Linked DNA regions of Homo sapiens: region 2 is linked to region 1. The links are chromatin contacts, found by Hi-C or POLR2A ChIA-PET in ENCODE. All regions are on one chromosome and are shown on one strand. Each heading gives the region's core, a stretch centred on a gene start or an enhancer-like site at or near the end of the contact. The rest is flanking DNA. Distances are from core to core; before and after follow the strand shown.

Region 1 (7,248 bases), core at 1,253-3,752:
TACAACGTCTCCCATCTGTCATACCTCTTCATTTCCCCTACAGTTAGAAAGGTTAGATTCTCGGCCGGGCATGGTGGCTCATGCCTGTAATCCCAGCATTTTGGGAGGTCGAGGCAGGCAGATCACCTAAGGTCAGGAGTTCAAGACCAGCCTGACCAACATGGAGAAACTCCCCCGTCTCTACTAAAAATACAAAAAAATAGTCGGGCGTGGTGGTGCATGCCTGTAATCCCAGCTACTCGGAAGGCTGAGGCAGGAGACTCACTTAAACCCAAGAGGCGGAGGTTGCAGTGAGCCAAGATCACGCCATTGCACTCCAGACTGGGCAACAAGAGTGAAACTCTGTCTCAAAAAAAAGGAAAAGAAAAAAGAAAGGTTAGATTCTCATTACTTTCCACCCAGTCTTCACTCTCTTCCTTTCATGACATACTAGAAATAGCTATCCTAAAACACAACTCTATCATGTCACTCCTTTATCAGAACACCTTCAAAAAGGCTCCATTCCCCACCAATCAACCCTTCAAGATTCAGACCAAATGCCTCCTTCTCCAAGCAACCTTGTGTAATCTCCTTCCCCTAAGGAGAGGTCATTGCTTCCTCCTCTGAACTTCAGCAGTACCTCACTTGACCCTTACCAATTTCAGCCTCCTATCACAAGTACCTGTACTGACATACAAGCATCGTCACCCTACTGGAAGACAAGCGCCTTAGGAGAAGGTTCAATGTCTAATTGAACTGTGAGTCTCCCACAAATTCTGGTGAAAATATACTTGCACACAGTAGGTACTTAAATATTTGACAAATGAATGAAAAAATTACAAATCAGCTTTCTCGGTTATAACACAAGCTTTTCAGCACAAGAACTTGTGCCCATTTACTTAATTTTTTTAAAACATACAAATTGTGAAGACTAATCATAATTTCCATGAAACCAGCCCTTTTTGGTTCCTAGAATACCCGAGAAAGGTGCTTATTTTATTTGAAGACAAAAAAAGTAGCATCAGTTAGCTAGGTCAGGCACCATCTAACTCTACTATTCACTGAGGCCAGGAACATTTCCTAGGGCCTCAGCTTTGGTCCTTCTGGATGAAGCCTCAGGGGGACTTTCCTCTGATAATGGACTAAACGATTCAAGATGACCTTAATGACCACCCTGTTTAAAACAGCCTCCTTATTTCTCCAATACTTCTTCTCCAAACATTGATGTTTCCACCATAAGGTCAGCTCCTCTTTTTCTTCCCCTTATGGCAAGGCTTATGGAGAAACTACACCACATAAATGAAGACTAGGAGCTCAAAATTCCAGAATGACCTGGGACCATGGAAAATTAGTATTTTGCCTTCTACAGTAAAGTCACACTCTTGAGCAAAGGAGGAAAAAAAAATTATCACAGTCCCTCAATCAGCAAAAATCTAGGCATGGAAGACTAAAAGAAGTTAGGGTCCAGTAAGCTTAAAAAAGAAAACAGTGACTCAGAAATTTCCTATCTGCAATATATAGCAGGTTTAGAGGACGAAAATGAAAACAGAAGATTATTTCTAGACAGCTTGATGGAGAAAGATAATATTTACCTCAGTAAAGTTACAACCATAGGAACAAATCCAGATTCTATTTGTTTTTGTACAACTCTGCAAAAAATCATAGGGTGTAATTCACTTCTCAGTTCAGAAATAAGACGTCCTTAAAAAAATAAGTAAGAGGTACTTCTTGAAAACTAAAAGAAAAAAAATCTACTCCCATAATCAAGAGTTTCCATGCAGTATTAAAAATGATGTCCAGCTGGGCGCAGTGGCTCACACCTGTAATCCCAGCACTTCGGGAGACTGAGGCGCATGGATCATTTGAAATCAGGAGTTTGAGACCAGCCTGACCAACATAATGAAACCCCGTCTCAACTAAAAACACAAAAAAATCAGCCAGATGTGGAGGCGCACGCCTGTAATCCCAGCCACTCAGGAGGCTAAGGCAGGGGAATCACTTGACCCTGGGAGGCAGAGGTTGCAGTGAGGCAAGATCGAACCACTGCACTCCAACCTGGGCGACAGAGCTAGACTCCGTCTCAAAAAACAAACAAACAAAAAACAAGACCGGGCACGGTGGCTCATGCCTGTAATCCCAGCACTTTGGGAGGCCGAGGCAGGCGGATCACGAGGTCAGGAGATAGAGACCATCCTGGCCAACATGGTGAAGCCCCATCTCTACTAAAAGTACAAAAATTAGCCGGGTGTGGTGGCATGCGCACCTGTAGTCCCAACTACTCGGGAGGCCGAGGCAGGAGAATCACTTGAACCCAGAAAGCAGAGGTTGCAGTAAGCCGAGATCACGCCACTGCACTCCAGCCTGGCAACAGATCAAGACTCCGTCTAAAAAAAAAAAAAAAAAGTCCCTCCTATAATTCAGGAAGTGAAGGTGCTAGTTGACTGTTATTTATTCTCACTCAAAAAGCTAACTCAAGGTCAAGAAGACCTCTGCCACCAGCTGCAGTGTACCAATCCTAGGAGGCTATTTCTCAGAACCCCATGCTTCTTATCAAGATGGTTCCCACGCTGTCTTCCCTTTCCCTCATCACTGCCTCCTCCAGGTCAAAGAATATCCCCAGGGCAAGTTGCAGCTGCTCCTTATGCACTCAGCCCTGGCCTCAGAGTACACATGGGTTTTGCCTCATCTATGACTCTTGGGGGAAGCTTACTATGCAGAGAGCAACTGCAATGTGTCGCTCTCTATAGGATCCCAGCCAGGTGCCTTAGTGCCATCGGGAAAATGAGAGGAAACAAGGAACACACAAAAATCATGAAATACTGCTTCGGGTACTAACTCCAAGACAGAATTTTTTTCTTAAGTTAAATGTTTAAAAACAAAAAAAAGCTACAGTCATCTATGTATTCAGTCATCCAGTCAATCCCATGCCAAGTATAATCTCTGTTAACTATGCTTAGTGTGGTCAGAAAGGAAGTCTAGATAAACAATCACAACAACAGAGTGGGCTGAATGCAAACAGCCGGGGTTCAAGGAAGGCTCCCTGAAGAAAATTACCTGTAAACTGAAGCAAGCAAGAGGTGACCAGGCTAAGAAGAAAAGAATGTTCACCACACAGCCATTACTCAGGGACGTAATTCACCCAGATTTCTATTTTTAAAAGATCAAAGGCTCCAAAAAAGCAAAGGGCCAGTAAGCACAAGACAGAGGCTCAACCTCATTAGGGAAATGCAAATCAAAACTGTAAGATACCACTTCACACCCATCAGAATGGCTACAATCCAAAACCCAGATAGTAAGTATTAGTGCTAATGTGGAAAAACTGCAAGGTTCATGCATTGCTAGTAAAATTGTAACATGGTGTAGCCACTTTGGAAAACAGTTTGTCAGTTTCTCAAAATGTTAAACAGAGGTTCCATACCCCCCAAAAATTTCACTCTTAGGCTTTGGAAGTCACCCCAAGAGAAATGCAAATACACATCCTCACAGAAGTTTGTACATGAACGTTCACAACAGCATTTTTTTAACAGCCAAAAAGTAGAACCATTCAAAGTGTCCATCAACTAGTGAATAAATAAAATGTGGCATAGCCACACAATGGACTATGATTTGGCATTTATTGGGAATGAAGTACAGATGTTATGCTACCACATGGGTGAACCTTGAAAACATTATACTAAGTCAAAGCAGCCAGTTACAAAAGACTACATGATTCAATTAACGTGAAATGTCCAGAATAGGCAAATCCATAAAGACAGAAAGAAGATTAAGGGCTGCTTAGGGCTGGGGGATGAGTAGAGGAGGAAATGAGGAGTAACTGCTCATGGATACAGGATTTCTTCTGGGCATAATTAAATGTTCTGAAATTGCAGTGATGATTGCACAACTCTGTGAACACAAAAAACAATTGAATTGTACAATTTAAGTAGGTAAATTATATGATATGTGAATTGTATCTCAATAAAGCTGTTATAAAACCAAACAAAAGGCCGGATGCGGTGGCTCATGTCTGTAATACCAGCACTTTGGGAGGCTGAGGTGGATGGATCACCCGAGGTCAGGAGTTCAAAACCAGCCAGGTCAACCTGGTGAAACCCCATCTCTACTAAAAATACAAAATTATGCCAGGCGAGGTAGCTCATACCTGTAATCTCAGCACTTTGGGAGACCGAGGCAGGCGGATCACAAGGTCAGGAGATCGAGACCATCCTGGCCAACATGGTGAAACCCCGTCTCTACTAAAAATACAAAAATTAGTAGGACATGGTGGCACGTGCCTGCAATCCCGGCTACCCGGGAGGCTGAGGCAAGAGAATCGCTTGAACCAGGGAGTCGGAGGTTGCAGTGAGTCAAGATCGCACCACTGCACTCCAGCCTGGCGACAGAGCGAGACTCCGTCTCAAAAAAAAAAAAATTAGCCGAGTGTGCTGGTGCATGCCTGTAATCCTAGCTACTTGGGAGGCTGAGGCAGGAGAATCACTTGAACCTGGGAGGCAGAGGTTGCAGTGAGCTGAGATTGCAACACTGCACTCCAGCCTGGGCAACAATGAAACTGCATCTCAAAACAACAACAACAAAAAGAAAAAACAAACAAAAGATCAAAAGGACTACAGCAGTGAAGAACAAAATTTCTAATTTTGTTAGAAATTAGAGGATTTGAACATGCCAACTGGTTTGGAATCTATAAAGTAATTCAAGCAAGAGACAGTGGCCAGGTGCAGTGGCTCACGCCTATAATCCCCGCACTTGGGAGGCCAAGGCTGGCAGACCACTTGAGGTCGGGAGTTCAAGACCAGCCTGGCCAACATGGTGAAACCCCATCTCTACTAAAAATCAAAAAATTAGCTGGATGTAGTGGCACGCACCTATAATCCCAGCTACTCAGGAGGCTGACGTGGGAGAATCACTTGAACCCAGGAGGTGGAGGTTGCAGTCAGCCAAGAGCCAAGATTACACCACTGCCCTCCAGCCTAGGCAACACAGCAAGACTCCATTGCAAAAAAAAAAAAAAAAAGAAAAGAAAAAAAAGAGAGAGAGAGAGACAGTGGCCTGAACTAGCGTAATGGATTAGGAAGAGATAAGAGATACAGGAAAAAGAAACAATACTTGATTCTATATAGTGGGGAGAAGAGAAGGAATCAACACAGCCCAGGGTTACTTACTTAGAAAATTGAGTAGCATTTATCAAAACAGGAAAACACAGAAAGACATGTTTGGGAGCAGGAAAATTCACAATATTGTGAAATTTAATTATATTTACAAAAGTTATATAAGGACTTAGAGAAGGTTTTAAGAAGGTTTTGTTTTAAGGTTTTGTTGGAAGCTTTCTTGGGCATTTATCTAATTTTAAAATGCAATTTAATGTTAGTTATGTTTATAAGTAGAACTGGATATTTAAACAGAATTCAACTTGAATTAATCAACATGTATCAAAAACTGCATTATTTTTCTTTTACCTTTATATAAAATGTACTGAATTAATGAATAGACTAATATGATTTATAAACTGAACTCAAGGCTCAAGGAAAATTGGACTTTAAACTTTTTAACAATAAATTGACTATTCATTTTCTACACCAGAAACTGTAAGTAGTTGGGTATCACTGGCATGTAGCATTACTGGTTGAAAACCGAGAAGTTCTAATTTGATGGCTTCTATTTTCTCTGGAAATGAGGTCATCAATTCAGGAAATGGAACGGAAGGATGGGTGGTATGAGAAAGTAGACCAGGAATCCAAGGTTTGATACATAATTGAAATAAAAGCAATGGAGGCCAGGCACAGTGGCTCATGCCTGTAATCCCAATACTTTAGGAGTCTGGGGCAGGACAATTGCTTGAGCCAGAATTTGAGACCAGCCTGGGCAACATGGTGAAATCTCATCTCTACAAAAAGCAAGTCAAAATTAGCTGGGTGATGTGGTGCACATCTGTATTAATCCCAGCTACTTGGGAGGCCAAGGCAGGAGGATCACTTGAACCAGTAGGTGGAGGCTGCAGTAAACCAAGATTGCACCACTGCACTCCAACCTGGGCTGCAGAGTGAGGCCTTGTCTCAAAAAAAAAAAAAGAGAAAGAAAAAAAATGCTGCTTATCAAAAAGGATGGGATTTCTAAATAAAAAGCTTTCTTTATTAAAAAAAATTAAAAATAGCCTGTAATCCCAGCACTTTGGGAGGCCAAGGCAGGCGGATCACTTGAAGGTCAGGAGTTCAACACCAGCCTGGCCAACATGGTGAAACCTCATCTCTACTAAAAATAAAAACAAAATTAGCCAGGCATGGTGGTGCACGCCTGTAGTCCCAGCTACTTGGGAGGCTGAGGCAGGAGAATCACTTGAACCTAGGAGGCGGAGGTTGCAGGGAGCAGAGATCACACCACTGTACTCCAGCCTGGGTGACAGAGCGAAACTTTGTCTCCAAATATAATATAATAATAAAATAAAATAAAAATGAATAAATAAAAGTGATGGAGAAAAGACGAGCTACGTGGTGGACAGATACAGAAGGACCACTTGAAATAGTCACAGGCCATTTGGAGTAAAAAGGCCATGACTTCATGAGGCATCCATTAGCTGAATGATGTCTTTTTCTTTAAAATTACTTAGTAGCATAATGACTTTCTTCCAAATAATGTAAAAAGAACGTGTTTCTGGAGTCTTGATTTTCAGCTATACCTTAAAGATAGAAATAACTAAGAGGAAATTTGATGTATGTACTTACACAGGAATACTCTGCACTCTAAATCTAACCATGGAAAAACATTCTTTCCAGGAAAGTTGTATAAACCACAATATCCATTTCAGAAGATAATGAAAGTATCATTCATTCATTATACTTTAATATCATTTCTATGTCCTTTTTCTCTAATCCTTAAGTCAGAATTCTAGACGAGTATTGTCCAACAGAACTGTTGGGAATGATGGAAATATACTGTATCTGTGCTGGCCAACACAGCACCCACTGGTCACATGTAGCCACTGAACACTTGAAATGCAGCTAGTGTGACTGAAGAACTTAACTTTAAATTTTATTTAAGTTAATTTAAATAGTCATATGAGGGTAGTGCCTACCATAAAGAACAGCACAGTAAACTTTTCTGTTAAAGAAAATGAAGAAATTTACAGGCCAGTTAGGTGTCCAAGAGTCCTGTTTACAACACAAAAGATGTGAATTCACTCACTTATGAATACATGTAACAACACCGACGCTTGTCCCTGAAGAGCCTTTGGTTCTATTCTCATAATACAAGAGCTCTAAAGTCTCAAAAATGTGG
Region 2 (7,248 bases), core at 2,362-4,861, 100 kb before region 1:
ATAATGGGTATTATTATACAAAAGGAGCTTCATAACTCATAATATTAATTTAAAGAGGAAAGAATCTGTAGTAAAAATTATTTCCAGGCCAGGCACTGCGGCTCATGCCTTGTAATCCCAGCATTTTGAGAGGCCAAGCCAGAAGGACCACTTGAAGCCAGGAGTTCAAGACCAACCCTGGCAACAAAGCGAGATCCCATCTCCAACATAAAATAAAATATTTCTACCTGAAAAAATAGTAATAGTTTGCAGCACTGTCAAAAATGTCTCAGGATAGGCCGGGCGCGGTGGCTCACGCCTGTAATCCCAGCGCTTTGGGAGGCCGAGGAAGATGGATCACGGGGTCAGGAGATCAAGATCATCCTTGCTAATGTGGTAAAACCCTGTCTCTACTAAAAAATACAACAAAAATTAGCTGGGTGTGGTGGCGGGCGCCTGTAGTCCCGGCTACTCAGGAGTCTGAGGCAGGAGAATGGCGTGAACCCAGGAGACGGAGCTTGTAGTGAGCCGAGATTGTGCCACTGCACTTCAGCCTGGGCGACAGAGCGAGAGACTCCGTCTCAAAAAAAAAAAAAAAAGAAGAAGAAAAGAAAAAAAAGTCTCAGGATATCGCATAGAGCACTATATTCTAAAGATATTTTCTGGCTACTTCTACAAACTCCCAGAACTTCCTTCAAGAATAAAAATAATATTTAACTCAAACGAAAGTGAGAGCTTCAGAGCAAGATTTTTCCACCTTCAGTTACATTTTACACATCTTTTCATCCTACCATTTTCAGTTATGTTCCAAGGAAAATGATCTCTCTAAAGATGTATTACTGGCCAGGCGTGGTGGCTCACACCTGTAATCACAGCACTTTGGGAGGCCAAGGCAGGGGGATCACGTGAGGTCAGAAGTTCGAGACCAGCCTGGCCAACGTGGTGAAACTCTGTCTCTACTAAACACACAAAAAGTAGCTGGGCACAGTGGCACACGCCTATAGTCCCAGCTACTTGGGAGGCTGAGGCAGGAGAATCGCTTGAACCTAGGAGGCAGAGGTTACAGTGAGCCGAGATCACACCACTGCACTCCAGTCTGGGCAAAAGACTCCATCTCAATAAAGAAAAGAAAATGTATTGTCTCTGCCTTAACAAAACATAACAGCTTCCAGAAACAAGCTTCCATCTTTCGGGAATATTAAGTGGTTTTTACAGTCTTCCAGATTTCTACTATAAATGGTATCCCTAATAAAGTACTCCCCAAAAAGAAACCCAACAAGAAAAGTCTTGAGGTTTTTAAGCGTCTGCAATGGGAAAAGTGAATCCCAAACTCCAAGCTAACACAGTTCTTACAGATATTTTATAGCAGGAAAAAATTTTGTCTTTCTAAGTCAGTTTTGGAATAGACCTAACAATAAATTTATAAATAAATAATTTATCTTTTGTTTTTCTTATGATCTTCCCCAATACCCTATCTCACTTATTCAACAAATCTTTACTAAATACTATGTGCCAAGTGTTAGAACTAAAACCACAATGGAGGAGAAAACTCATGGTCCTTGTTCTCAATGCTCAAATGCAACAAAAGGAGGCAACCGATCAATCTAAGAAGCTTCTGTTTCTCATGCAACTAGGGTGAGAAAGGAAACAGTGCATATAAACAAACAAAAGATTGGTCCTCTTTACTTGACAACCACAAACAAATCAGTTTGCAGTTACATGCTTCAGATGCAGAGAAAATTCTCTTTGGTCAGCCAGGCATGGTGGCTCATACCTGTAATCCCAGCACTTTGGGAGGCCGAGGTGGGCAGATCACGAGGTCAGGAGGTCGAGACCATCCTGGCTAACACGGTGAAACCCCATCTCTACTAAAAATACAAAAAATTAGCCGAGCGTGGTGGTGGACACCTGTAGTCCCAGCTACTCGGGAGGCTGAGTTAGGAGAACCGCTTGAACCCAGGTGGCAGAGGTTGCAGTGAGCTGAGATCGTGCCACTGCACTCCAGCCTGGGCAACGAGAGAGACTCCATCTCAAAAAAAAAAAAGAAAGAAAGAAAGAAAGAAAAAAGAAAATTCTCTTTGGTCATGCTAAAACCATAACAATTACCATATATTCTCTGCAGCGCTCTTAGGTCAAACCTCTTACCAGAAAAGACCTCCTCATAAGCATCTCAAATATCCTTAGACATTCAGCAAAATAGAAAGTATTTAGTCTTTGGAAGATAGGTGATGAAGGAGCAATCATGCATCATAAGCTACATTAGAAGAAGGAACGCATGTAGCACAAAACTAGATTACTTCCTTCTATGTAAGAAACATGCTGTTTCAAACAGGATTTCCATTTTCTAAACATATTTCAAGAAAAGGAAAAATTATCACTGCCTACAAAAGTTTTGCCCAGATGAACCGTCTGCTAAACAGATAGTCATAAACTCCCAAGTCCTGGTAGGCTACTAGTGCTAGCAACTGAAAATACAGAGACCTACTACTTCCTCGACAAGTCTTAAGTTTAGAGCATGAACGAGCCAATCATGAAAGAAAGAAAACTATCAGGCCAGGGGCGGTGGCTCATGCCTGTCATCCCAGCACTTTGGGAGGCTGAAGCGGGCGGATCACCTGAGGTCAGGCGTTCGAAGCCATCCTGGCCAAGATGGCGAAACCCTGTCTCTACTAAAAATACAAAAATTAGCTGGGTGCAGTGATGGGTGCCTGTAATCCCACCTACTCGGGAGGCTGAGGCAGGAGAATCGTATGAACCCAGGAAGCGGAGGTTGCAATGAGCCAAGATTGTGCCATGGCACTCCAGCCTGGGAGACAAAGCGAGACTCCGTCTCAAAATAAAAAACAAACAAAAAACGATCAGCTAACACCATTGTTAAAATGTTCCTCTTTGACCCTGAAAACTCATCAGTGTCTACTAGGAGTCCAAAAAGAATGAAAAGCTTGGGCTGAAAACCTCTCCACTGCAACTGCAGTTTCAGACAGAAACACTTCTGATAACTTTAAGAAAAAAAATCATTCTCCCTGGGGTTAACAAGATAACTGCTCCAGAAAACTGTGTAGAAAACATTTTTTCAGCACTCAAAGAGAAAAAATAGTAAGTCCAAATTGTACATTCAACACTACTCACTACAAAATCATACACTGTTTCTATTTACAAAGAAAATAGAGTTGTTTCTGCCAAAAGTGAGCAAGAAAGTTAAAAATTCAAGAAACAATAAAGATGTCTATAAAACAAAATCCAGTATATGTGTATATTTATAAAATCAATGTTCTGATTTATCTGAAAGTTGGCTCTATTTATATATTACATAATCTGCATGTTATATTAATATATTAAATTATATGAATAATTAATACCATATCATTTATATATTAATGACATATTTATATAACCAACTTTCAGATAAGTATGAACATTAATAATCTAAGCAAAAGTCAATCCAATTACCATTTACATTTGGCTCTAAAATACAGCTCAATGGGAATATATTTTTTTCCTCTATGTTTAGCATATGAATTATAATTCTTCTGCGCCTTAGTGTACAGTGATCAACACATACCAATGATGTGACAGATAAAGAAAGGGACCCAGAGAGGAACCAGATGGCACTGAGAAGGAGAGTTGTCACTTCAATTTGCTAGAAATGATCTACAAAGTAGACGATACAACAACAGCATCTTTATTATAGCACCATGAGGTTTACAGAGCAAGTCCCTCATTTGATTCTTCCAACTCATGAAGTGAACTGGACAGAAGTTGTCATCCTCGCTTTACAGTCTACAGAACTCAGAAGAGATCATCTGCACAAGGCCACGCAGCCAATGGGCACGAAGTAGGATTCCAGTGCAGCTGTCTCAGAGCTCAACCCTATCTGGCTTGCACAGGAACTCCTGCTGCCTGTGCTGCCAGGATCTCCAGCTCTTCACAGGCACCAACTTCTCCTACATTCATCCATGCTGATGATTCACGCAGACAGATTTAAGAAACACACTCACTCTGCCCCCAAAGCTATTTTTCTCCAGTCGGAAAGCCAAAAACATTGAAAATATCTGTGTCAATCACTACCCAACCCAGTGAAACAGGAAACACATTATAACATGCTTTAAATAAGAAAAGGAAGAAAATCTAATGTAGAATACATTTCAGATTTACAACAAGCTTCAGCTACTCAGTGAACAAATGTCAAGTGAATGCCTATTATGTGCTATTTACAGCTCCAGGTGTTGGTAAACAGCAGAAAACTCAACATAAAACCCCTGCCCTTATCTTGAGCTTATGTGCTCAGCAGTGGAGAGAGACCACCAACAAAAGGCACCATACCTAATGAGAAGATCTTACATGGGAAATCTAAGGGGGACACAGTGTTGCAGGACTGCAATTTTAAACAAGATGTTCAGGGAAGGCCTCTCTGAGGGGGCTTTGACCCTGAGTAGGAGCATTAGAGAGAAAGCCAAGGACACATGAAGGGAGGTGATTCCTGAAGAGGGGAAAAAGTGCAAGGTCCAGAAGCAGGAATGAGCCAGGCCCACTCAAGACACAGGAGACCAGAGGGGCAGGAATAGCACAAAAAGGGGGAGAGAGGTCAGAGATGAGTTCAGAGGTTGAAGGGGCAGGGGGAGGAGGACCTGGATCCTGGCAGGCCTCATGGGCCAGGGAAAGGACTCTGGCTTTTACTCAAGTGAAATGAAGTTACTCGAATGACACTTTAGCAGGGATGTGAGTAGCAAAGAAAGGCATGATCTGACTTCTGTTTACCGGAGATCACTCTGGCCGCTGATAAAACCTCAAGGAGCGCAGTGGGGCACGATCACCCCGGGAAGACAAGCAGCAGCTGGGAAGGGCTGGGGTAGTAGCAACAGAGAATGGGGAAAGTCTCATGTTTGTATGTTTTAAAGGTAAGAGTCAAATAAATAGGATGTGCTGATAAACTTGAGAGGTGAGAGAGAGAGGGAAAAAAGAAAAAGGACATCTGGCCTGGATGGATGAAGCTGCTGTTTGAGTTTCATGGGGAGACCAGGAATTTGGCTTTGAATGTGTTAAGCTTGATCAAGAAGCCTAGAAAATCACAGAGTCGAAGTTGGCAGAGGTCCAGGCTGGAGATAATAATTTAGTTTTTAAAGCCATGAGACTGAATGAGATCACCCAGGAAGTGAGTACAACTTTTTGACAAAACTTTTAAAACTCATGAGAACATTTATTGCTCACGCTTGAGTGCAGAGGATATTCAAAATAGACTTATGAGTTACACATTTCCAAAGGCAGTACCCTTAGGACTCCTTTTAAGTATATTCCTCTCAATCATTTCCTGATTAGAAGATTATACATCATCATTTCATCTTAAGTAAGAATATGTGGGCAGTTGCCAAAGCTCAAAAAATGGCAGCTTCACCTATTTAGCTGAAGGCCAGATTCCTCACAGTTTTTTGATCCTATTAGATTCCCCACTTAATCTAGGGGAAAGAATCAAAGCTTTCAGCAGAGCCAATATACAGAATTACTCTTCATTTTAGGTTACTTCAGCCTCTACAAACACCATCTTACCTCTTCAAAATGAAGCCAACACCACCCCCAAACATCTCACACTACTTCTCAAAACCAATTCAGACAAAGCACAAAAATTTCAGTCATACTCATGGTCCAAATCTCATTTAAGAGAACCACTTCCTGGCTGGATACAGCGGCTCATGCCTATAATCCCAGCACTGTGGGATAACAAAGTGGAGAAATCATTTGAGGCAAGGAGGCAATCATTTGAGACCAACCTGGGAAACACAGCAAGACCCCATCTTTACAAAAGAAAAATAAATTTAAAAATTAGCTATGCGTGGTGGTGCAGACCTGTAGTCCTAGCTACTTGGGAGGCTGAGGTGGGAGGTGGGAGGATTGTTTGAGGCCAAGAGTTCAAGGCTACAATGGGCTGTGATCACCACCACTGCACTCCAGCCTAGGGAACAGAGTGAGACCCTGTCTCTTAAAAAACAAAAAAAGAAAACCACTTCCTGTCAGTACTTAAGCTTAAGGAAGGGGCCCAGGACAGAACTGGGGATACTGGACTGAGAAGCCAAGATCCAAGTTCTTAGCACTGCCGCTTGCTGCACTGCCTTGGGCAAATCACTCTACCTGTCTGAGTCGCAGTTTCATTGCTGTAAAAGGGGACAAGACCTACCTATTTCACAATGCTGCTGTTGAGAATTACACAAGTATACTATATGTAAATTGTACTTATAGATTGCAAAGTGCTTTACAAATGTAAAATATCAATAATATGTATTTATTTCAGTCATGATTTACATCTACTATGGTAGATAATAAGCTATGGAAGATATAAAGGTAGCCAAAACACCCCTATCCTCAAGAAACTTAACTATTTGGGCGGGGGTAAAATCTATCCAGTTCCATGATTAAGAAACAAATCATGGAGAATTAACTACAAATGAAGAAAAAAATTAAAAATATTTCCTCTTGGGTCATGTAAAATTCACTTATCCATGGAAATCTGCCCCTCCCTCCTGAGTTCCCAATCCTCAAGCTCTACTCATCTCCATTGCTCAAGCCAGGCTATTTGTTAGGATGTTTGACTTTTGACTAAATACAGTGAGCGAAGTCCTCCAGTTAATTCTTCCTCACTCAACCACAGTAAGACATACTTATATTTTTCAAATGCCTGACCATACTCTAGGCATTTTTGCTTAGCACTTAGTCTACCAGACACATCCTGAACACCTCTGTAATGGACCCACTGCTCCAACTGAATCTTAGCTTACCTACTTCAAGCCATCATCATCCCTCATGCAGATGAATACAACTGCTTTCTAACAGATCTTTGTGACTACAAAACATTGTTTGCCTTAGCCTTCCTCCCATCTGTCCTCCAGTGCAGCCAGCCAGCCAGCATATCTGACGTCCCACCACTTTTTTTCATAATAGCTCAATTCAGATATAATTCACGTTCCATATGAATCACCATTTAAAGCATACAATTCATTTAAAGCATACAATGCCCACTATTCCTTTTCAAAGATTATGGGGCTGCCCCTTCACCTCTCCAGCCTCACCTCTCCCCTACTGCTTCCACCTCCACCCCTCCTGCATGCTCCTCCTGCTGCCTCAAGACACTCCTTCAGTCCCTAGAACCCAACTGCTGGGAATACTGTTCCCCGCCCCTTTGTCTGTGTACCTTCTACTGACCCTCAGAGTCTCCAGTGTTTCTGCTCTCCAATTCCAGGAGGCCTCCCAGACCTACCCAGAGTCCAGCCTTCTCTTTGC

What was found. A loop is a pair of places that touch in the nucleus more often than their neighbours do. ChIA-PET counts read pairs that join two places held with the same protein, here RNA polymerase II (POLR2A). Pooled maps may share reads with other maps.
Region 2: a pooled map shows a loop between it and region 1 (2.6-fold over the local background). The contact joins two enhancer-like sites. A Hi-C loop is called at or near these places in 2 of 50 pooled maps. POLR2A ChIA-PET finds 5 or more read pairs at or near these places in 8 of 52 experiments (GM12878, H1, HepG2 and 5 more).

What each region holds. Positions count from the first base shown.
Region 1 is chr1:8,761,574-8,768,821 of GRCh38, forward strand. The region is part of intron 1 of RERE (arginine-glutamic acid dipeptide repeats); the gene reads right to left. Among named protein-coding and RNA genes, the nearest start is that of RERE, 52 kb to the right of the region's middle. RefSeq lists an enhancer at 2,498-2,547. Within about 2 kb of position 2,503, at least 4 of the 41 ENCODE cell types and tissues checked have a DNase peak (open chromatin) inside an H3K27ac peak, as active enhancers do; they include GM12878, where a contact is called at or near this core.
Region 2 is chr1:8,656,745-8,663,992 of GRCh38, forward strand. The region is part of intron 1 of RERE (arginine-glutamic acid dipeptide repeats); the gene reads right to left. Among named protein-coding and RNA genes, the nearest start is that of RERE, 160 kb to the right of the region's middle. Within about 2 kb of position 3,612, at least 28 of the 41 ENCODE cell types and tissues checked have a DNase peak (open chromatin) inside an H3K27ac peak, as active enhancers do; they include GM12878, where a contact is called at or near this core.